3 separate regions of the Homo sapiens genome follow, and regions 2 and 3 are each linked to region 1. A link is a loop called in an ENCODE intact Hi-C map of the cell type or tissue named here. Cell type or tissue: OCI-LY7. All regions are shown on one strand.

Region 1 (8,000 bases):
CATGTAACAAGATTTTGTTCCACTTTCCTGAGTCAGATTTGGGCTGAGAGGCTGCAGTAAACCTGTGCACCGGTAGCTCCATCAACACGTGGAATCCTCACTCTGGCAGAATAAAGCTGCCAAGTCTTGACCACACTAAGTTTTAGGCAGATAAGATTTTCATTCTGATTTGTTTAGAACAATGTTTCTAGTTGTCTCCAAGAGCATTGACAACTCCTTTTTTGAAAGGCAGGAGGGATGTTACTAATTCTTTAGTAGCAGCAAATACTTTATGTCCACCTCTAGCTGTCAGTCCCCCATGCTAGCTGTTGGAAAGGCAACAGAACATTTTTCCTGTTCTCAAGGAGCTTACATTCACTGGGGAATGAAAAGGTGGGAAACATAGGAAAACTTATTTATTTATTTTTTATAAGAAACATCACTTTACTCAAAATGTTATTAGATTTCTTGTCACTTTTTTTTTTTTTTTTTTTTTTTTTGAGATGGAGTTTCGCTCGTCAGCCAGGCTGGAGTACAATGATGTGATCTCAGTTCACTGCAACCTCCGCCTCCTGGATTGAAGCAATTCTTCTGCTTCAGCCTCCTGAGTAGCTGGGATTACAAGCAACCACCACCATGCCCAGCTAATTTTTGTATTTTTAGTAGAGACGGGGTTTCACCACATTGGCCAGGCTGGTCTCGAACTCCTGACCTCAGGTGATCCACCCACCTCGGCCTCCCAAAATGCTGGGATTACAGGTGTGAGCCACTGCACCCAGTCTAGATTTCTTAAAGATATAAACAGATTATAAACATAAAACAAATGTCAATGACCCATAATTGTATTAAAATTTAAAAACTTAGTTTTGTTCCCATAGTTACTATAAAAAGGAAAAACCCTTAGATAGTCAAATTTAGCAGAATTTATTTAAGCAAGGAAAAAAAGAAAAATTCATGATTCGGCCAGCTTCAGAACCAGAACAGTTTCAAAAAAACTCTACCATTTACATTATCTCCTTAACTAATGGGTAGCAAATGTTACAAGGTAACATTTACTAAGTGGTAATAGTAGGAATATATAGTAGTATATATAGTAGGCGCTGCCACACCACGAAGGTTGAGAATCACCTAACAGCACTGCAGCTAGTGCTGCCTGGGCCTCTACACGCTGCTGGAATATGATCTCGTGGATGGTTACATGTGCCCCTAATGAGCCACATTTCATATTAGCCAACAAGAACACTCTAAAGCAGGTCGTAGCACACAACCCATGTGCCACCTCTACAATAGTCCTGTTGTGGACTGCTCCGTCCCAGTTGGACATGGATGATGGAAGGGTGCCAAGTGCAGGTTCTGCACTGTAAGGTGTGCAGGCTGCCTTAAGTAAGGTGGGCAGAAAATACACAGTAAAAAGGTAAATACAAAGGAGGACCCAGGATTGCATGTGCTCTGAGAACACCCAGCCTGGGAACCCTCAGGACCCTGCCCAGGCCTGTGGGAAAGTCAGGGGCAGAGGAATCTGAGGAAGCATGAAGAAACTTGATGGTCACTCATGGCCTCTTTGCAAAACACTCCCCTTCCTAGCAAATTATCATCAAGCCTGGAAAGGTGGTGGGTCTGTGGCTTCCCATCCTAGGTTTAAGACCCCAGACCCAAAGGCTCAAACCTAAGAAGGTCCCTCTCTGACAACTCCCAGGCCAGCTAGTTTTTTGTCTCCATTTGCCTTAGTTTCCCCCTGAACAATGGAAAGAAACAATTCCTGGTTGAAAAGAAATACGTATCGCATTTAGGAAGGGGTGTTCCTCAAAGATGTGACTGAGGACTTTACTCAGGAGGTATGGGGCATTCTGAGCCCTGCTCAGATGATCCTGTTTGGAGATATGATCTTGGATATCCACAGGGACCTGGTCCCGTGGGAGAAGACTGCATTCCCCTGTCAACGAGTCTATCATTTGAAATGACACGAGATCCCTCATTAAGAACTGCATAACGTGGCTGGGTACGGTGGCTCACATCTATCATCCCAGCGCTTTGGAAGGCTGAGGCAGAAGGATCACTTAAGCCCAAGACTTTGATACCAGCCTGGGCAACATGGTGAAACTCTCTACAAAAAAGTTAAAAATTAGCTGGGCATGGTGGCACATGCCTATAGTCTCAGCTACTTGGGAAGCTGAGGTGGAAGGATCACTTGAGCCTAGGAGGTTGAGGCTGCAGTGAGCTGTGATCGTGCCACTGCACACCAGGCTGGTCAATACAGTGAGACCCTGTGAAATGTGCACCCAAGACAGATGGATTGTGCCACACAGTGCATTTCTATTCTTTATTTCCCAGGGGGAAAACTCTGTTTTAAAGAGATTGTATCTTAACTTCATTTATATATACCCATCTTAAATGTACAGTTTGATGAGTTTTGAAAGATAAGTACTCATGTGTAACCATCACCACAATCAAGATATAGAACTTTAACCCTCAACGTTCCTTTGTGCCTCTTCCCTGTTGCACCACCACCACTTACCACCCACTGACCCCACCCTCAGGCAACCACCGACCTACTTTCTATCATTATAGATTAGATTTGCACTGTCTAGAATGTCATATAAATGTAACCATACAGTATGTAACATTTGGAGTCTGCAAAAGCATTTAGCATCCATATCCTTACATGTTTCAGAAGTCTGTTCCTTTTTTATTGCTGAATAATACTCTGCTGTGTAGATGTACCACAATTTGTTTATCTGTTCACAAGCCATGTCCGGTGACTTTGAGCTGTTTCCAGTTTTTAGCTATTATGAATGAATGAAGCCACTATGAACATTCATGTATTTTTAGGAAATTCAGCAGTCTGGCTGGTGATAAACAGGCTGCCCCTCTGAGGGGGGGAGGAGTCAAGTAGTTGAGCCAAGTTGAAGAGCAAGCAACCAGTTTTGTAAAAAGCATCTAATAGCCAAAAAAAAAAAAAAAAAAATTGTTTTAATGCCTATACTAAGCATAGAGAGGACTGCTTGCTGATCAAGCGTCTGCTGCATGGGAAAAGCAGATTGCAACATCATTGGCAGGACAGAGTAATACATATACTTAGTTGGTTTATTTTGACAGGGAATGGAATTAAGCCAAGACTCAAACCTATTTTCCCTGGCTACTACTTCAAGATACGTTTGAAGGCCTGTCCAGACAGCAGAGACACAGAGCTCTATGTCAGAGTCAGACTTTACCTGTGGTGGGACCTTGGACAAACGGGCACTAAAAAAAGACTACCTACCTAGCTGTTGGGAAGATAAAATGAAAGTGTGTGAATCACAAGGGCCTGACCCATAAGGATAGCTCAGTAAACATGTATTATGATTTAAAAATCATGTCATACCTTTGACTTGTAAAATAATCCAAATGTTTCCTTAGGAAGTTACAATATTTTAATTTTTTCCCTTAAATCATACTTCGAATTCTTCCTATATTATTTATATAACCATTGAAGAATCGGATTAATCAAAATCTGGTTAGATTTTAAAATCGTATGACGTCGGGTACAAGAGCTCCGAGCGGCTGCACCATTGGTTCATCGCAGCAGCAGCAGCTGTCTAGTCCCAAAGCGCCCACCAGGCGCTTCTAAGACCAGGAGAGTCTTAGAACCTTGAGAGCAAATCTGATTCATGCGCACTTCCCCGGGAGCTGACTCTGGGGGGTGGGTGACCCGTAGTCTGTTCCTCTGGGCCGACTGTGGTTCTCGGGTGGCGGCAGAACCTCCGCGGCCTCTGAAAGGGGCCCCTGTGGCTGAATGGAAGGAGCATGGGGTGGGCAGGAGGCGACTTGGATTTGAATTCTGACTTTACTGCTCTGACCGCCTCTCCCCCCCACCCCAATTTTGTGTCTCTTTATAGGCTGGCTGAGCTTCCTTTCCTCATCTGTGTGGTAACAGCATGACCTTACTGGGCTGTAGCGGGGTGACACTATGTTACAGTACCAGGACTGTCTCAACAAATGCTTGTTGACCTGTTAATTTCATGCGTTATCTTTCCTATTTCCCATCGCCAAAGTCCATTTGCTGCATGTAACTCAAACGCAATGGAGCTTCAAAGGGTGATTGGGGAACCTCCCCGTAGTCGGTACTGTCCTGAATGTTCCTTTTCCAGGAAAGGTGGGGCTCTTTCCTGCGTCGCCAGGACTCAAGCTAGCACCTAGGTTTTGAATGTTTAAAAGTTGATTCTTAAGAAATACAGTAGCCGCACGTTTGGCCTGGTTTCAGAGGAGTCCTTACGCAAATACACTTCCCTCTCCTAGGAGCCAGGCTGGGCTCGCCGCCCCTGCTCCCCCGCTTTCCCAGGCTCGCCTCCTCCTCTTCCTGCCCACCTCTATGCCCCGCACCTACCCAGTCCCCACTCTGGCAAACCCCGGAGCGCCACCGCGCCCATTGGCGGGTTTGCTTTTATTGGTTTGTTCTGCGCTCCCTCCCGCCTTCTGGCGCGGGCACTGGATGCTAGCCGTTTTGCTCCAGGAGATATAAGAAGCCCAGGTTTTCCCCCTTCCTGGGAGCGCTGCGGATCATTCGCAGGCGGCCCGGCACCCTCGCATAGGTGGGCCGGCCCCTGGGGCTCCAGCCGTGCGACCCCGGAACCACACGTGTGGCGAGGAACGGGTCCCGGGGCGGAGTAGGCAGAGTCCCAAGCGCATCCTTCAGCCACACCTCCTCGGCTCTAGGGGGCGGTGAGCAAAGGCGGTCACCCCTGCAACCTCGCCCGCTACCCCCACGCACTCCTCCGTGTTCACATGGTAGGAACTCCCACAGGCAAAAGCCTTTCCGATGCGCTCTGCAGCCGCGGGATCACTCGGGTGTTTGAACGCTCGCGCGCTCCTCCCATTGGAGCTCCGGCTAAGGCGGGGCCCAGGTGCTTGCTTCCTCCGAGCTTGCTTAAGGTTTTCATGTTGCAAGTACTAGATGTTGAACCCAGGTGGCTTCTTACTGTTCTGGAGGAGAAGGCTGCTAGGACTGGTTTTTTTTCTTCGTCCTCCTTCCCTCCTACAAAAAGAATGGGCGGTGTTTCGGGAAAAAGTCCGCCTTAGGATACTTTAGTGTGTTTACTGCTGCCCCATGGTCACATGCACGGCTGTTTATAAATTGCATCTTTATTGAGGAAGAAGGTAAAAAACCTAGAGAGGGCAAGGAACTATTTATTTTGTATATGTGATTATTTGGACCGTTCAAATTTTCCTTTAAAAAACAAGAATTATAATTCAAAGAAAATGCTATTCTGACTACTGCCAGAAACTTAAGGTGTTTAAGCAAAATTCAAAAGTAAAACCAGAGTTTATTTTGTTGGAATGAATGTAACATAAACATAACTTTATCATTTTCAATTAGAAACTCTGGTCTGTTATCATTTTGGCTGGTGGTTCTGTAATGTACGTCTAAGGGGAAAAACACCAGATTCTCATATGTTCCCTCCTCATCCCTTTTATTTTTCAGTCCAGAGCACAACCTCCAGAAGACAACAGAAGGAAGCCAGTTTTGGGGAAACTTGGCACTCTATTCACTGCAGGAAGGAGAAGAAACAGTAGAAACGGGTTAGAGAGTCCCACCAGATCAAATGCCAAACCACTCTCTCCCAAAGATGTGGTAGCCTCTCCTAAGCTCCCAGAGAGAGAGAGTGAGAGGAGCAGATCTCAGAGCAGCCAACTGAAGCAAACGGACACAAGCGAGGAGGGCTCCCCGCGGGAGAATCCCCGAGAGGCAGAGGGCGAGCTCCCCGAGAGCGGTGGCCCCGCAGCCCCCCCTGACGCCGAGCTGTCACCTCGCTGGAGCAGCAGTGCAGCGGCTGTGGCTGTGCAGCAGTGCCATGAAAATGATTCACCCCAATTAGAACCTCTGGAGGCAGAGGGAGAGCCTTTCCCAGATGCCACCACCACTGCCAAGCAGCTGCATTCCTCGCCGGGAAATTCCTCCAGGCAAGAGAACGCAGAGACGCCCGCCCGCAGTCCGGGGGAGGACGCTTCACCAGGTGCTGGCCACGAACAGGAGGCTTTCCTGGGTGTGAGGGGTGCGCCAGGGTCGCCCACCCAGGAGCGGCCCGCGGGAGGACTAGGCGAGGCCCCTAACGGAGCCCCCAGTGTGTGTGCCGAAGAAGGCTCCCTGGGGCCCCGCAACGCCCGCAGCCAGCCCCCCAAGGGCGCGTCTGATTTGCCAGGTGAGCCTCCGGCCGAGGGCGCAGCGCACACGGCCAGCTCCGCGCAGGCAGACTGCACAGCCCGCCCCAAGGGTCACGCCCACCCTGCTAAGGTGCTAACTTTGGACATCTACTTGAGTAAGACTGAGGGGGCACAAGTGGACGAGCCGGTCGTGATTACTCCCAGAGCGGAAGATTGCGGTGACTGGGACGACATGGAGAAGAGGTCCAGCGGCCGTAGGTCGGGGAGGCGGAGGGGGTCGCAGAAATCCACCGACTCCCCCGGCGCGGACGCCGAGCTCCCTGAGAGCGCTGCCAGGGACGACGCGGTGTTCGACGACGAGGTGGCGCCAAACGCGGCCAGCGATAACGCCTCGGCGGAAAAGAAAGTGAAATCTCCGCGGGCAGCCCTCGACGGGGGCGTTGCCTCCGCTGCGAGCCCAGAGTCCAAGCCCAGCCCCGGTACCAAAGGGCAGCTCCGAGGGGAGTCGGACCGGAGCAAACAGCCACCCCCGGCTTCGTCCCCCACGAAGAGGAAGGGCAGGAGCCGTGCCCTCGAGGCCGTGCCCGCCCCGCCCGCCAGCGGCCCCCGGGCTCCCGCCAAGGAGTCCCCACCCAAGAGGGTGCCCGATCCCAGCCCAGTCACCAAGGGCACTGCGGCCGAGAGCGGGGAGGAGGCGGCGCGGGCCATCCCCCGCGAGCTCCCGGTCAAGAGCAGCTCGCTGCTGCCGGAGATCAAGCCCGAGCACAAGAGGGGCCCGCTCCCCAACCACTTCAACGGCCGGGCAGAGGGAGGTCGAAGCAGAGAGCTGGGCAGAGCGGCCGGAGCGCCTGGAGCTTCTGACGCCGACGGCTTGAAGCCCAGGAACCATTTCGGCGTGGGCAGGTCGACAGTGACCACTAAAGTGACCCTGTAAGTAGCCGCGCAAGTCCCGGCCGAGTTGCTGTCCGCACACGTGCTGGGGGTCCGCTCTGAGAGGCTCGGGGTATCTGCATTGTGGAAGAAACGTCTGGTCACTGAACTTTCCCCTCCATGCTGAACTTAAGATAGTGAAGGGCCAGTTTACACAGTCAAGATTTAAGATGACACCTGTGGCAGCCTCCTCAGTTAATTCCCTTTTTAACACAAGATTTAAGTTTAACGAATGTAAAAATAGGATATCCGTTGAAGCTCAACGTTTATGTAGATGAGAGATAAGACCTCATGGCCTGACATGAGCTGATTCTATTCTTTATTCAAAATGTACAAGGGTGTTCCAAGGTGGGATGTTCTTAAAATGCATGTGCTGTGAATTTCAAAATATGGAGCAAACAGTAACATGTTAAATACGATCCAGTAGCTTTGACATGTGTGAGTTTTAAGAGAATTTGCAGAACCTTTTATGGCACTCAGTGCATTTATTGGCAAAAAGCTTAAAAACACACAAGAAAAGTTCCTAATACAAGTATCTTGGTTGCTTCTTCCCCTTTATAATGTTAGGGAGTCTGGTGATACTTTTGGACCCAGGCTGAAAAGTAGTTTTCAGTTACTGAAATAAAGATCAGTGTTCTTACTGGAAGATTATTTGCTACATGAAAGCAGCTGTGACAGGTGTGAGTTTAAGATAATTCCAAAACATTTTATGGAACTTAGTGCATTATTGGCCTAAGCCTTTTTCAAAAAGTCCCTAATTTATGTATCTTGGTTGCTTCTTCCTCCTTGTGCTGCATGAAAGCACAAAACAACTGTGACTACTTGCTGTTAAGTTTATTCATTTCACAAGTAATTTATTTAATACTTTCTGTGCAAGATATTGTGCTAGTCACTGTGGGGGAAAAAAACCCTACAACTGTGACTCAGGATATTGCCCTGAAATTTTTATAGCC
Region 2 (8,000 bases), 460 kb after region 1:
TAAAAAGGTTTATGTGTGTCGAGGCAGTTGTAAAAGATTTACTGCAGAATCAAGCCCACTTTTAGGCTTAGGACCAGGTTCTAACTATCTAAAAATATTGACTGATAACAAAAAGTGTTCTAAATGTGGCTATTCTGATCCATAGTTGTTTTTTAAAGAAAAAAAATGTATATACAGAAAGAGTATAAAAGTTTGTGAATTTAATGCAAATTAGCTTCCAGTCTTCACTTCCCAAATACTTGATTTATAGTTTTGACTCCTTTACATTTTTGCCTTCTTAATTTCAAGATTTGCAATTTTGCCTTCAAAACAGATCATTTTTTTAAATTGTAAAAAGTATTCAACATATGCAGAAATAAAAAGCATTTTGATGGCTGGGCGCGGGGGCTCAAGCCTGTAATCCCAGCACTTTGGGAGGCCGAGGCGGGTGGATCACCTGAGGTCAGGAGTTCGAAACCAGCCTGGGCAACATGGTGAAACCCTGTCTCTACTAAAATTACAAAAATTAGCCGGGCATGGTGGCAGGTGCCTGTAATCCCAGCTACTTGGGAGGCTGAGGCAGGAGAATCGCTTGAGCCCGGGAGGCAAATGGTACACTGATCTGAGATCGCACCACTGCACTCCGGCCTGGGCGACAAAGTGAGACTGTCTAAAAAATAATAATAATAAAAAGCATTTTGAAATTAGTCGTGGTCAATGCAATTCTACTCTTTGGAATCCGTTTAGCTAAATGAATGTAGTGCTCTTGTTGAATGGAAACAGGTGATAGGAAATGCCTACCATTTGACTCAATATGGATAATCAAGAGTTGCTCAGGATGCTTGGATCTGGGGGTAGATTCTCATTCATCATTGCCCTGGCACATGTCAATTACTACATAAAAGGTCAAATGCAATGTCAAATCCAAAGCCTCAGGAGGAAAGTGAGTTCAGTTCCCAAGAGAACAGCAATAGCTCAACAATGTAAAACTTCATCTAGAGTATATCGGCATTAAATTAGTGCTGTCGAAACAATACGTTGAGGAATTACAGTAACACCTGGAAGTTCCTTCTCATGTACATATAAATAGAATCATGGAAGCTTTTTATATTACCTGTTTTATGGCCTTATAGAATTAATGAACCAAATGAAAACTGAATCTCCATTCCACAATCCCATCCTTTATTTCTATTCTTATTTTCAAGGTAGTATTAAGTGTCCATATTTCTCAAGCCACATTCAAGGAAATCATGTCTTAACTATTTTGGATGTTGCCTCTCCTTCATCTTGTACATGAAACTCCAGCAGATTTAATATTGGCATCCATCATCTAGTCAAACCTCTCACATGTTCTTCAAATCAATCAAATTTGGGATTCTCAACATTTTCTGTGTCAATAAAAGGTGTGGAATTAGTAGATTCGATGAAGACCTGTTTTTCCTTGCCACATTGGACTTCCAGACGCCATTTGGATTGGGTTTAGAAGATGGGGAAATTTAGAAGACGTTTCTTGGCCTGAGTCTCTTAAGAGTAGAGATGCAGAAGAGAGAGTGAGACCACGAAGAGACTGGCTGTTGACTGCAGGGCACCACCAGCCGCCTTGGTGGTGGCATTAGTTGGATTTGGGGCCAACCCAGAGTTGGAAGTACTCTGGGAGGAGTTACTTGAAGTTCCAGTTGTTGTTTCACTGGAATAAATCTAAAATACATAAAAAGTTACATGGATACATTTCCACATCACAGCTACCTCCATGTACTCTCATATAAAATTAAAGTAGGTGATATATTCTTAGATTGCTCTCTTACCATTGTTCTCTTACCCAACATCATTAACTTCTGAATTCTTGCTCAACCCACCAAGGTCATTCTCTTTAGTTTCAAAACAAACTACCTAGAGATGCCTCAAAAATGCCAAGTGGCAACAAGAACAAAAAAGTTATTCAATAACTATAACTCCTGTTTTTATTTCTTTGCAAAGGAAAAAAGGACCAGGTTAACTAATTCAGTTTCCAAGATTATATTGACTTAATGGCATTGCAATAAGGTCTATTTTCCCAGAAAGGGGGAGATTTTAAAGTTGCACAAAAAAATGGGGATTTTTAAATATTGTAACTGAGACTTATGGAACTAGAATTCATTGGGTCACTGTCTATCCTGGATTTGCTAGGTAACTTTCACATACTCAATTTAATACAGCCTTGGTAACTTAGCCTTTTCCTTAAGGGGGAAATGCAGTCTTATCTTCTCCCTTGAAATTTGAAATAGTAACTCTTCTAAAAAATGGCCACAATATTTGTGTTAAATTGAAAAAGAAAATGAGTTTTTCCTTTAAGGCAGAATGACTTCAAGAAAACACCATGAAGTCGGAACGATTTCACAAAAGACAACGAGAGGTTATGGTGTTAAGTTTCACCAGCAGCAGCCTCACTGGTCGCCAAGCTCATTGCTGTGGCCAAGAACCAAGGTTCTCCCAGTGTCCCAGCGTCTGAGTGGCATCATTCACCACTGATTTTTCAAGCCACGAAATGCACAGTCCAGTAGGGCACGTGATAATCTCTCCTTTGTCATGGAACAAAGGCAGATCGGAGTTTTCAGCCCTCACTGCAAGGGAGGGTTTACAAGAGCTTCTGATTACAGGCTGGAGGGAGGACGTGGCACCAGGCAAGAGTCTGGGCCCCGTGTACATTTGGCTGCCTATTAATCCAAAGATAAAGCCCTCCTACATCAGCACCAGCTCCTTTTGTTGTAAAATCCATAAGGTCATTAAACAAATATTGACTACAGAAATGTACAAATCCTATCCAAAATAGATTAGTGACAACAACAAAAAAATCTTGATCAAGTCAAATTTATTTATCGGGCACCTACTGTGTGCAAGATTTAGTGTGTCCCATCAGGAAACGGCACTCCCAATAAAGAAAAGCATTAATATGGTAATTTACTTAAAACAGGGTGCCTGTTTTGGACACCTTGTTTGGGATCCCGCAAAGTAACCTGTTCTTTATTCATGCAATGAGTTTTACTGCAGCAGGTGATGTTTTCTTTTTAAAACCTGGTGTATCAATCTGAGGATCTAAAGATCCTCTACACCAACAAAAAAATTATGTTTATTAAACTGACACTAAACAAAATTTTCTCTCCCAAGCTAGATTTATTCGCATTATTAAAACTTCTCACTTACAATGTTGGAGGAAAAAAATCTGGTCGGAGAGAAGATGGGGCGGGGAGTGGAGGGGGCCGGTTTCTCGCAGCCGCGCCCCTCCCCCATCAAAGAATTGAGGAAGGCTCGGGAGCGCAGCGGACTGGGAGGAAGACAATAGGGTACGGTTACCCCGCCAGCGGTGGGGAAGCGCGTTCCACACTCAGGCTGCACTCCCAGGTGAGCCCGGACTTTCGATGTCTGGGGACGGAGGACGCAGCGCGCCCAACTTTGGGGGAGAAGCCCCAGTGACAGTCCTCGATTAACCCCAATCGAAGGCGCTGGAGAGCCGTCACTCCCATCCTCCAAACCCGAACTGACCCAAACAAACGTACCTTCTTCGCCCCCGCCCCCGCTAGGGTCTCCCAGGCCCAGCCCCCGGTCTCTCTCGCCGGCGCGGTGCATCCATACACCCTCGAGGCAGCGCTGCGCGGCCCCGGGTACCCGCACCCGGGGCGAGGTTCCCCGGATGGAGGATCTAGGGAGACCGCGCTGGTAGCGGCGACCCGAACAAAGCCTGGCGGGGACTCGGGACAGAATCGTCCCACCATGCTGCCTCCCCAGAACTAGCCAATCTGGGCTAAAATAACATGGGGATCCTAAGATGACAAGCGATGGACGTGAAAGGTTGCCTCGCAGAGAGCGCAGCGTCAGGAGAGGGTCCCCGCCTCGGCTTCAGCCCGGAACCGGGGTTTGTTTAAAAAGGGCCAGATAGCCGTAGCTTCTCCGGGATACCCAATCCAACTCCGAGGGTGGAGGATGGGCGTGAGCCGCCCTCCCCGAAAGGGACCGTCGCCTCTCTTTGTGTAGAGCGCGGGGAGCGCGAAGACATTCCTAGGGGAAAGCGAGTCCTCAGGGACCCAGGGACAACGTCCCCAGGGAGCCCGAGCTCTCCAGGCGCTAATCCCTGCAGGCACCTCGGGCCTCTGGGTGAAAGTGGGAAGTAGTCACCTGGCTGCCTGGGAAGGGACAGCGTGGAACCTGGGGTGGGGCAGGGTCCTCTCAGCCCGCACGCGGAGCTGCATTGTTCCCAGGGCCGTGGGAGGAGGGGGGGCAGCACGCAAGGGAATGGAAAAATGGGGTCCACATGGCCCTCTCCCCTGGTCAGCTAAGCAAGATTCTCTCCCGGTCCCTGTCCGTGGCCCGAGGCAGGAGCGCAGGACGGTCCCCCGGGACCGGGTCCATCTCCCCTGCCCCCACCCCGGGAACGGCCCTCGAGCCCCGCCGGGCGCCAGGGCCTCACCTGCGTGGGTAGGAGCAGTGCCAGCAGCAGCAGCCCCAGCCCGAGCCTGGCCACCATTGCTCTGCCCATGTCCCCTCCGTCGGTGCGCGGCGCGTCTAGCAGGATGCTGGGTGCTTGGAGAACCGCTGGCTCCGGGCGGGCGCAGGCAAGGTGGGGAGCGCGGCGAGCCGGCGAGACCTTATATACCAGGAAAGCCACAATAGCCGTGACGTGGCGCCGCCCGCCCACCCCGGCTCCCCTCCGCCGCCGCCCGCCGCCTCCCCGCCTTCCCCGCCCCGCTCCGGGTTCCCCAGCGCCCCCGCCGCCGCCGCCACTGCCACCGCCGCTCCGGCCCTCGCGGGCCGGGAGCCCCCCGGGCGGGCGCCGCTGCAGGTGGGCGGGCGCCGCCGGCTGCTGGTACCCGGCTGGTATCCCCGCGCCGGCTGCGGGCTGCGGGCAGGCTGGCACAGGCGCCCAGCGCCTCCGGCACAGGACCCGGGGCACACACGCGAGCCACACACGCCGCGCTGGGGGCCGGGCCCAAGTTTCCTTTGTTTCCCGGGACCTGCCATCTTACCCCCCAAAAGAAAAGTCCGCGCCTCCGCTGCGGCGGGGTAGCCGCCTGTCCTGGAGCAAGTGCATTGCCACTCAGACTGCAAAATGCGCCCCGGGGACCCGAGAGGGGCTGCGAATTCCAGTGCGACCGCGTGGGGGGCGGGCGCCGGGACCCCTCGGGCAGGGTTATCTCTCGGCCCGCCGCAGAGGAAAGGGGAACGCGGCGGGCGTGGCGCGGACGCGGGCCGGACGCTCACCCTGGCCGACGGGACCCGGGCGCCGCCTAGCGCGAACCCTTCCCGGCTGGTCGGCGCTCCTCGCAGGCGGTGTCCGGGTCCGGAGCGATCTGCGCGCTCGGCCCCGCGGCCGCGCCCTCCCCGAAGCCCTTGCTTTGTTCTGTGAGCGCCTCGTGTCAGCCAGGCGCAGTGAGCTCACGGGGGCGTCCCGGGTCCGCATCTTCCCAGGAGCTGGGGAGCCGCTCGCTGGGCGCAGACCCGCTGCCTGACGCTGCAAACTACAGGGTTTCGGTCCCCCGCGCTCCTGCCTGCGGCGGGCGAGGAGGAGACGGCCCACCCTGAGGGGACCCCCTCCGCGGCCCTGAAGCCCCCACCGCCCTCCCCGAGCGGCTCTGCTCCCAGGTTCTACTCGGGGGCAGGAACCTCCCCTCCTGGCGGTCCCACTACAATTCACCGTCCCTCTCGAATTCCTGGGGATACACTTTTTCGGTCTCTGTTGCCCGTCATTCGTTTAAAGAGCAGAACCGTTCGAGATAAAGGCATTTACTTATCCGTAGTTGCCATTAGGCAATTTAATGAACCGGCACAAAGAGGAGATTCGTCATCACTCTTTAGATTTTGGTGGAATACTTTTTTCCTATCCATCTTATTGTGAAAACTTTCAAGCATACAACAAAAGTTGAAGTAATTTTACTGGTGGAGTATTTTGAGTTTAAATTTTAATTGCAAGACTTAATCTTTTTATTGAAGGTTTAGCCCAAGTGTTTTTCAGTCTTTAAAGCAAACAGCAGAGACCAAACCTAGTATGGTTGTAAATTTGTTTAAATTTCAGTTTTGCAGAACACTCTCGTTAGTATTTTTGGTTCAATTTTTAATTGCAAGACTTAATACTTTTATTTAAGGTTTAGCCCAAGCATTTTTCGGTCTTTAAAGTAAACCACAGAGTAGTAAGATTCTAAATTTGTCTAAATTTCACTTTTGCGTGGCAGTCTCATTAAAACAAAGTAAGTTTCAGGGAAGCAAAGTGACAATGAAATCTGCAGTAGGTTTGTTGACTGAATAGTGACTGAATTGGTTTGTGCCTTCAAGGTCAGTCACTTTAGCTCAGTAACTTTCCAAGCACGTTTAAGATGTGCTTGGGAACACAAGAATTTCTGTCGAGCACCAGTGGACTTTCCTGTTTAACAGTGTACCACATTATATAGAAATACTTTGGCCGGGCGTGGTGGCTCACACCTATAATCCCAGCACTTTAGGAGGCTGAGGAGGGCTGATCACCTGAGGTCAGGAGTTCCAGACCAACCTGACCAACATGGTGAAACCTAAAATCTAGTCTCTACTAAAATTTAGTCTCTACTAAAAATCCAAAATTAGCCATGCATGGTTGCTCATACCTGTAATCCCAGCTACTTGGGAGGCTGAGGCAGGAGAATAGCTTGAACCTGAGAGGTGGAGGTTGCAGTGAGCAGAGATCAGGCCATTGCATTCCAGCCTGGGCAACAAGAGCAAAACTCTGTCTCAAAAAAAAAAGAAAAAAGAAATAGTCTGGCCCAGCTTCTCCATTCCTTTTCCGGGTGAAAAAAATGGACTGTTTGTGACTCAGGAGTGCCGGGTTCCAAGGCAAGGAACATACTATGTCCTCCACAAGCTGCTTGTTGAACTAACTGGTGGTATTCCTAGGATAAGACAGCCTCTAAAGACAGACTGCCAGAGTTCAAACCGTGGCTCTGCTAATTTTGCTGGAGACAAAAAGCCTCAGTTCCTTCATCTATAAAATGGAGATAATAACATCATTACTAATTAGTTATTAAAGAGTTATTGTATATATAAGTGTTAGAATACTGCCTGCCTCAGAGTAGTAGCTCTCACTTAATATTTGCTCTTCCACTGAAGGTGCCAGCAACCAGAAGGTAATTACCTTCTCTGCCACTGTGTGATACGTGAAAGAATATCAGTCTCCAAATAATTCCCAAAACTGGCAAGGCACTCAGAATCTGTGCTTTGTGAACCATTTCATCACCAGCTAATGAGACTGGATAATTCACGTAGCAAAGCCCTTCACCTCTGCCCAGGAGTTCCCCCTGGGCATCCTACCGGGGGTGTTGCCCAGGACTTTGACAACTGGAGGCCCAACACAGGTAAGATACTTCTCTTTACAGGTCTCCACCCTACCCTTTTCCTGTACAGCTAGAAACTCAAGAAAACTGCCTGATTTTTCCTTTGCAGTTCTTTTGGCTTGTGATTCTTTCTTCCTATTCTTTATCCACTTCTCCTGGTTTTTCATAGTTTGTTTGCTAATAAAACCTGAGCCACGGCTGGGTGCAGTGGCTCACGCCTATAATCCCAGCACTTTGGGAGGCCGAGGCAGGCAGATCACATGGTCAGGAGATCGAGACCATCCTGGCTAACATGATGAAACCCCGTCTCTACTAAAAATACAAAAAATTACCTGGGCATGGTGGCACACGCCTGTAGTCCCAGCTACTCGGGAGGCTGAGGCAGGAGAATCGCTTGAACCCAGAAGGCGGAGGTTGCAGTGACCCAAGATCGTGCCACTGCACTCCAGCCTGGATGACAGAGCAAGACTCTGTCTCAAAAAAAAAAAAAAAAACCTTAGCCAATAATAACTCACGCCACTAACAAATTGAGACTCTTACCAGTTATCCTGAACTTTTTGTTGAGACACATGGCCAATTTCCATTTTATAGAGAAAGTGTGGTATAGAATGATTTTGAAACAGATTGATTGCATAAATTGATGTATGTGTGGAAAGTTATAACTTTCAGTTTTCATAGCTTTCATGAGATAGT
Region 3 (8,000 bases), 190 kb after region 1:
CATAGTTTGAACCTTTAAATCTTATAGTACAGGGGATACGATAGAACTCTCTTAGATTCGAATAAACCCTCAGATTCTATTTCTACCCCTCAAAACAACAGCCAGGGCAGTCTTTTTCACAATTCTCATGCTCATCTTGGCTGATCCTGGTGTGTTTTCTTTGCTTTGATTTTCACATGTACCATCTCCTGCAGCTAAGCTTCTGTGTTAACCTCCTGTCATCGTCTCTTTCATGGGCAGCCCAGTAAGCCACACCTCCTGAGACTCATGCGCTTGTACAGTCTTCTCCTCTTGAAGCTGGGCTGGCCCTGTGACTGTTTTGAGCAATGCATACAATGTGGTGAAAATTATTTCTGGGACTCCTGAGTCCAGGCACCAAGATCAGGAAGCTTCTCCTCTTGTATTTAGGGGAAGCTGGCCACATTGTAAGAAGTCGGACTATGCTGAGACTGTCATGATGACAGAAAACCCAAGCTAGCCAGGTGGAGAGATCACACAGAAAGAGATGCCTGGCCAGCTGTTACCTGATATGCCATCATGTAAGTAAAAAGTCCACCTTGGATGGTCCAGCTCATAGATGCCATGTACAGCAGAGGTGAGCCATTCCTGCCAAGCCCTGCCCAATTGCAGAATTGTGAGTAAATAAATAATTACTATTGTTTTAAGCCACTATATTTTGGGATGAGTTGTTACATAGCCATTGAAAACCAAAACACCTCTCTCCACCAAGTCATTTCCATCACTTCCTTCAAGACGGAGGCCAAGTCACCTACATTGGAAACGTACCTGACAAGCTCAATACAGCTCATCTTATTTTAGAATTTGGTAGTTTGGATTATGCAGTTCTATGCCTGCTTTTGGTCAGTTTCATACATTTACCTATCCCTAAAATTAATAATGACAATGGCCAATGCTGAGCATCATGGATCAGGCACTGTGGCTGGGAATAATGTTATTCCTATTTTACAGATGAGGAAACTGCGGCACTGAGCGGTTAAGCACCCTATCCAAAGGTGGTTCTGTATAAGTACCCTTCCCAATGTCCTTGTCCCTCTATTGCTTTGGTGATATGCACTTTGAACTTGAAGTGCTAAAAAGGAAGCTGATGTGGAGACAACAGAATGGCATCTGTTTTGCAGGCAAGAAGATAAAGGAAGGACAGAGGTTAAACTAAGAGATGCAGAAATTATAGTATATCAGCCAGGTGTGGTGGCTCATGCCTGTAAACCCAGCCCTTTGGGAAGCCGATGCGGGCGGATCACGAGGTGAGAAGTTCCAGACCAGCCTGACCAACATGGTGAAACCCTGTCTCTACTAAAAATACAAAAATTAGCCAGGCATGATGGCGCCTGCCTGTAATCCCAGCTACTCAGGCAGCTGAGGTAGGAGAATCGCTTGAACCCAGGAGGTGGAGGTTGCAGTGAGCTGAGATCGCGCCACTGCACTCCAGCCTGGGCGACAGAGCAAGACTACATCTCAAAAAAAGAAAAAGAAAAAAGAAAGAAATTGTAGTACATCAGTGATGAGTACTGGAGCAGTAAGGTCATATGGGCTTGGGGGAATTGACTGGGATGATTTTGTCATTTGTGGGTTTGGGATGAGATTTATATGAAGAGTGGTTCTACTTTGATTGGGATGCATGTGAGATGACCTGCTGCTTTCTATTTAGTTTTTGTAACAAGCTTTCATTTGTACTAACTTGGATGGGTTTCTCTCCATTGCCATGAAAAGATTTCTGGCTAGGGTCGCCTCCAAAAGATCCTGTCTAGATGACCAGAGGAGATGGCCATAAAATAAGACATTATAAAATATGTTTACTGGATATGCAGCTTTCTACCCAGTGAAACATAGATTTCCTGACAGATTTTATGTTAGGAGAGAAATGAAAGACTATGCCAGGAAACATGAAGTTCTTAGGAAATAATTTGGTTATAAACATATTTCCTTAATAGGATACAATTTGATTCTAACTCTCATTACCTTTTGACAAGAATAGTAAGACACTGGTTGTTTAGTCAGTGATTCGTGAAGCTTTCGCAAATGTTCACAGCCCACTGGGGTACACAGAGCAGATGCCAACATCCATCCTCATTTTACTGACGGGACTGAACTAAAGGGCTTGATGACTGCCCGAGATCACATATGTAGTCGGTCAGAAGCTGGTCGGATCTTCAGGTTCCTGGATCAGTGCTCTCCCCAACACTGAGCATTATTCCATGCTGTCTTTTTCACTCATGTGGATGTCAAGGAGATTTCTTTCTGGCTGTACAGGTCTTCAGGTTCCATTAAAGTCTCTCTCTAGTGCTAAGTGTTTTGAAGATAGACATCGTTATTATATCATGGTCAGTTGGGGAGCTCTTCAAAATATAATGCTGATCATGAAAAATATAATGCTCATCATAAAGTCATGTGCTTGCAGATGTTTCCCCTCTATGACCAAAATTTTCAGTGCTCTGAGGGGCATTCCAACTTTGAAACATTTTATGGAACCCACTTCTACCAACTTTATGAAGTTTACTGGAACCTCTATTCTTACCACAAAGGTGGCCATATAATCAAACTTTTTGACCTTCCTAACTGTGGCATAGCATTCAAATGGGACAGCAGGGGAATCTTTATTCACTTCCTGTGGATATTATGAAACATTTTTTTGTAAGCCACAACTACCTTTTGCTCATAAAGTGGCAAGGTCAGTGTATTCTGTATACTGCCATCGCCCCCTCCCCAAACCAAGAAGGCTATTCAATTTTTGTATCATTTTGAAATGTTTCAACTTCATAATCCTAATCTTGTGGTCTTTCATTAGTCTTACCAAAGATGGTTTCAGCCCCGGAACAAGGAGGGGATCAGTTTAAGGAAGGAACTGTTATCATCCTTGCTTCAAAGTTAAATTATAAACTAAATTCTTCCCGTGGTTAGCCTGGCCTGTGCCCACAACTAAGCAAGGATAGCCAGCCTGTGAGTCTAGAAGCAAGATGGAGGTGGCATGCTAGACTTCTCTCATTGTCATTATCTTTGCAAGGGAGGTTTCAACTCCATTTACAACTTTTTTTTTAGCCATAAAGGAAAGCATTACTCCTGGAGCTAAGAGGCTAAAGGGACTGTGCTAGTTCTCTTGTGCTAGTCCTCACCTCTGCACGGTTGGCGTTTGAGGCCAGATAACTCTGTTGCAGGGACTGTCCTGTGCAATGTAGGATGTTAAGCAGCATCTCTGGCCCTACCCAGTAGATGCCAGTAGCACTTCCCACTCCCACCAACACACACACTAGTGTGAAAATGTCCCCTGGGGAGCAAATCACTCCAGGTTGACATCTGCTGTGTTCAATACATGGAGCAAAAGGCCTACAGGGAACTTTCCCCCTACAATCTCCATCTCTTGCAGGGCTTTCATGCAACTCTCTGCCAATGACTGAATCTTGGTTTACTTGCAGTAATTCTATTCATGTAGCATTCCAAAATAAAATGTATTGAGCATTCACCATATGACAGACTTTTTAGTGAGGGCTTATCACACATTGTTTCATTTAATCCTGACAATACCCTGAGAACAATTGTGAATGATCCCCCATTTTACTTTTTATTTTTATTTATTTATTTATTATTATTATTATTTTTTTTTGAGATGGAGTTTCACTCTTGTTGTGCAGGCTGGAGTGCAGTGGCGCGATCTTGGCTCTCCACCTCCCAGGTTCAAGTGATTTTCCTGCCTCAGCCTCCCGAGTAGCTGGGATTACAGGCATGCGCCACCACGCCTGGCTAATTTTTTCTATTTTTAGTAGAGACGGGGTTTCACTGTGTTGGTTAGGCTGGTCTCAAACTCCCAACCTCAGGTGATTCACTGGGCTCGGCCTCCAAAAGTGCTGGGATTACAGGTGTGAACCACTGCGCCCAGCCTATTTATTTATTTTTGAGACAAAATCTCGCTCTGTTGCCCAGGCTAGAGTGCAATGGCATGATCTCAGCTCACTGCAGCCTCTGCCTCCCGGGTCCAAGCAATTCTCCTGCCTCAGCCTCCCAAGTAGCTGGGATTACAGGTGTGTGCCACCATGCCCGGCTAATTTTTGTATTTTTAGTAGAGACAGGGTTTCACCATGTTGGCCAGGCTGGTCTCGAACTCCTGACCTCAGGTGATCCACACGCGTCGGCCTCCCAAAGTGCTGGGATACAAGCATGAGCCACCGTGCCTGGCCGACCTCCCATTTTAAAAGGAGGAAACGGGCTTGGCAAGGTGAGGTGACTTGCCCTTGATCACCTACAGAGTTGTTGGCACAGCTAGGAATGTAGAGGTGGTGTCCAGAGCCACCCCTTTGACCACAGAATGCCACTGTCCCTTTTCTGCAGACAGTGAAATGGTTAAGTTAGGATTCATAACAATCGGGAAAAAAAAAAAAAAAAAACAGACTTAGTGGGTTTAATGGTTTCTAAAAACTCTTTAAGTCTGTGTAAGTCTGTCTCCTTTCATTGCAATGTTTTTTATAAACACCAGGGGAGCAATAATCATTTGAGCAGTTAAATGGATTTAGGATGGTAAAAATCTATATTTTTTTAGTCTTGAAATTATATCAAATCATTTGCCATTCTCACTGGACTATGGCCCTCCAGCCCCTGCAGCTACCCCTCTTCTCTCCCGCTGCTCCTCAAGCCCCATTACCTACACTTATAGTTTTCTTTTAATTTTCCAAACAAGATTGCATTTTGTATTTCAGATATTAATCCAAGGAACAATACTGACGAATTTCACGGACAAAATACTAAGAAGGAAATCAAGTGAATCAAGCGGAGAAGAAAGACAGTGGAAAAAGAAAACTGAAAATAAAAATATTTTCTAGACCCCTTGAAATAAAGTTTGAAAAACCACAGTGCTTTGCAAAATATCACATTCAATTGCTAGCTAAAAAAAAAATTCATTGGAAGTGCCATTGGGACAGCAGAGGATGAGGAGGTCTGGTAAGGTCTCTGGCTGGTCTTGTAAACCATACCCCAGGGTTGGGGCCAGGGTTTTTAGGCTCAGGCCTCTCTGATATGGTAGGAAGGTATGAAGAGAATCTTTTCATCTATTTTTTAACCATTAATCTTTCTCAATGCAGCAGGAGACCATGGGGGTCCTGGGTCTGGGGGTCTGCTTTTCTTCCGAAGCTCAGCCAGGCTCAGTATCAAGGAGCTGACATCAAGACACTAATTGTGAGGGAAAGGAGAGAACATCTTTAGATAAGCCTACCTGCCCTGTGATTGCCTGTGATGGGGTTCAGGACACACTGGCCCCAAATATGGCACCTTGGCATGGGAGAAAATGGCAGAAGCAGGAAGGTCTCTCTCACCTTCCCCTCGCCCTTCTCCCTTGAATGTTGATGAAGATATGAAATAAGGTTTGCCAAATTACCTGCTGTATTTATGACCTCCCTTGAAGCAGGTCATAAAGCCATCATTCCAGAGATGCCCTCCCCATACCCAGACCAAAGAAGGCTCCTTATTTCTGAAGACACAGGGACACAAAGAGGAATCTGAACAAACAGGCCTTACTAAGTTTTCCCCAGTTAATTCCTATTGGACATGCCCTTTTTCCATTCATACTTCTCCACAAGCATTCACTTCTTCAATGACTTACACAAAAAATATACACAGGTTTAGTCCTTTCTTTGGGTCTTCATTCCTGAAGGCTGCTGTGCCACAGAAAATGTTAATGCTTTTCTCTTGTTAATCTGTCTTTTGTTATAAATGCCTCAGCCATTAATCCAAGATGGAAAAGAAAAATATTCCTTTTTCCTGCTCCTAAGAGCCACCTAATGTGTTGCAGACCAAACCCACAGCAATCCTGTTATCTGGGAGTTCATCTGTGATCTTGATTAGAACTAACATAGGAAATAGATAGATGTGAGTTGCTTCCAGAATAAGATTAGAATATGAAATCACATTTAAAATTTAAAAGCAACATGTTAGCAACGACTCTAACCACAGTTCTCCCTTCTTTTTCAAAACCAGGGGTCTGGTCCAGATCTTGTATTGCCTGAAGAAGGTCCTAGGTACTACCTTTCCTGAAAGAAAGACATGGTACTAAAGCTCCTCCAACCCACCTTTGCTCTTCTCTTACCTCATAAAATAGCGAGCATCAAATTATTTGAGGAAAAGCATTTAAGAATTTTTTTTTTAGGGACAAGTTCTTGCTCTATCGCCCAGATTGGAGTGCAGTGGTGTGATCTCAGCTCACTGCAGCCTCAAACTCCTGGGCTCACGCAATCCTGCCACCTCAGCCTCTTGAATAGCTGGGACTGCAGGCATGCACCACCATGATTGGCCAATGTTTAAATTTTTTTGTAGAGACAAAGTCTCCCTATGTTTCCCAGGCTGGTTTCAAGCTCCTGGGCTCAAGTGATCCTCCCACTTCAGCCTCCCAAAGTGCTAGGATTACAGGCATGAGCCACCATGCCTGGCTGGGTATAAGAATGTCAATATGCTTAGGTTTAGATACAGTTTAGTGTTTTTCAAATGACAGATTGCAATCCCTTAAAGGTTAATAAAATCAATTTGGTAGGTTGCAAACAGCACTTTAAAAACAAAACAAATAAACAAACAAACACACTAGTATCTGATGGTAGATCTTGTCTTGTCTAAAGCCCTGCAGCGTGAGGCATATCCAGAAAAGGTCAACCCTGAGTCCCATCTGGAGGGGCATCCTCTCTAGGTCACCATTTGTCACAGTCAGTTTTAGGGCTTGAGGAAATTTAATTTCCATTTCAGAAACTCACTAATCTAGTTGTGACCAAACTTTTTCCTACCAATCTAACCAAGTTTGCTTATAAACAATCACACTGAGACCACAGCCTTCTTCCCCAACGTAGGTGCAGATGAAATAAAGAAGTTTAGAGCAGTTTTTTCTAACGTGGGCTCTGTAATAAAAACCTGCTACAGTCAAATATTTGAGAAACCCTCCGTACTGTTATCTTCTCTTATAGATTCCTAGCCTATAAAAGAAGAGACCCATTTAACTTTGTTTAACCCGTTATGTCCTAAACTTTTTTGATTGTGGAGTAACCTCTCTTAACAATTCCACTACCCTAGCCTGAGCCCTTAGCCTGATAGCTACTCCCTTTTGGGCTGACTGCAGCTGCCTGCCTCTTAGCTTTGTGACTACTGTCACACAACATACGGTCTTTACTCAGCAGCCCATACTAGGTCCTCACCAATTTCTTGATGGAGTACGAAGTAAGGTTTGCCATATTACCTACTCTACAATTTGGGGACTTTAACCATTGTAAGCCCAATCATCACTCTCACTTCTTAGCTTTTATTTAAAGAGTAAGTTTGTATTCTAAATTGATTTCTACAACTGCTGTTTATGGAATTAAGATGAATCCAGTGGTGGTCAGCTGATCACTGTGGGTGAAGTCTGTTGGTTGCTTTTTACAGTATTTTATGTTCCTTCTTCTCTTGCTTCCTGTGTGCTGTGCTGTGAAGCATGACAGAGCACCTGCCTGTGTGTGCACAGCACCGTGAACTCAATCTTTCAGTCACTTTCTTTTCTTTTCATGTTTAAATAAGAGATAAGCCACGTTGGCCAGGGCATGTGGACTCTCCATGGAGTTCACTAACAAACCGAATTTATGTATCGTTGCAAAATAGTCAACACTCCAGTCTGTTAGAAACAGGTGCCAAGAGAGGAAATGTTTAATATTTTCCACGTGGCATGGGCTCTGTCAGACAGTGTTTCCAACCAGAGTCTGTTTTCGCAGTTAAATCATAGGTTCAGAGTCTTCCTTTTGCCTCAAGAGTCTGTCTGGTGGCTGGCTCGCAGCTAGCTTCTGCACAATCCCCTCACTCTGACCCTGCATCTTCAATGCCGCCATTCTGCCAAACCGCTGCTACTTCTGGGTGAAAACCTAGTTCTAGCTCCCTCCAGAGTTAGCTGGTTTGGCTATTTGAAAGCTACTCCTTCAATGAACCGTTCTTTGTCATTTCAGAAATGAACCCTGCTTTCCAGCATTTGGGCTGGACAGGGTTCTCCA

Evidence for each region. A loop is a pair of places that touch in the nucleus more often than their neighbours do. Peaks named below come from ENCODE experiments on the same cell type or tissue, not always from the same donor. Only the 100,000 strongest peaks of a DNase experiment are listed, where the experiment ranks them.
Region 2: it touches region 1 in a loop (6-fold over the local background); 5 of 110 quality-filtered maps call a loop at or near these places.
Region 3: a loop joins it to region 1, with 4 times the contacts of the local background. A loop is called at or near these places in 2 of 110 quality-filtered maps.

The regions. Positions count from the first base shown.
Region 1 is chr6:106,505,993-106,513,992 of GRCh38, forward strand. CRYBG1 (crystallin beta-gamma domain containing 1) reads left to right here. Exons shown (of 22, transcript NM_001371242.2): 3 at 5,438-7,047. Among named protein-coding and RNA genes, the nearest start is that of RTN4IP1, 120 kb to the right of the region's middle. RefSeq lists enhancers at 3,854-3,933, 3,860-4,465, 4,211-4,270, 5,193-6,151, 6,203-6,272 and 1 more and a silencer at 6,563-6,832. In OCI-LY7, CTCF peaks have their summits at 3,483, 4,666 (motif pointing right), 4,866 and 6,474; DNase peaks (open chromatin) are centred at 3,579, 4,739, 6,209, 6,489 and 4 weaker places; H3K4me3 peaks cover 4,831 bases; H3K27ac peaks cover 4,944 bases.
Region 2 is chr6:106,970,158-106,978,157 of GRCh38, forward strand. CD24 (CD24 molecule) reads right to left here and starts at 4,572. Exons shown (of 2, transcript NM_001359084.1): 1 at 4,421-4,572; 2 at 1-1,677. The coding sequence starts at 4,489. The coding sequence ends at 1,504. RefSeq lists silencers at 4,924-5,073, 5,114-5,333. In OCI-LY7, CTCF peaks have their summits at 5,255 and 5,456; DNase peaks (open chromatin) are centred at 3,774, 4,644, 4,934, 5,204 and 4 weaker places; H3K4me3 peaks cover 5,019 bases; H3K27ac peaks cover 4,492 bases.
Region 3 is chr6:106,695,136-106,703,135 of GRCh38, forward strand. It overlaps LINC02526 (long intergenic non-protein coding RNA 2526), which reads left to right and starts at 350. Exons shown (of 3, transcript NR_149100.1): 1 at 350-539; 2 at 1,140-1,265; 3 at 4,707-4,859. LOC105377927 (a long non-coding RNA gene) reads left to right here and starts at 7,757. Exons shown (of 4, transcript XR_942841.3): 1 at 7,757-7,866; 2 at 7,956-8,000. In OCI-LY7, CTCF peaks have their summits at 4,526 and 4,728; DNase peaks (open chromatin) are centred at 4,476, 6,706, 7,126 and 7,636; H3K4me3 peaks cover 2,037 bases; H3K27ac peaks cover 3,760 bases.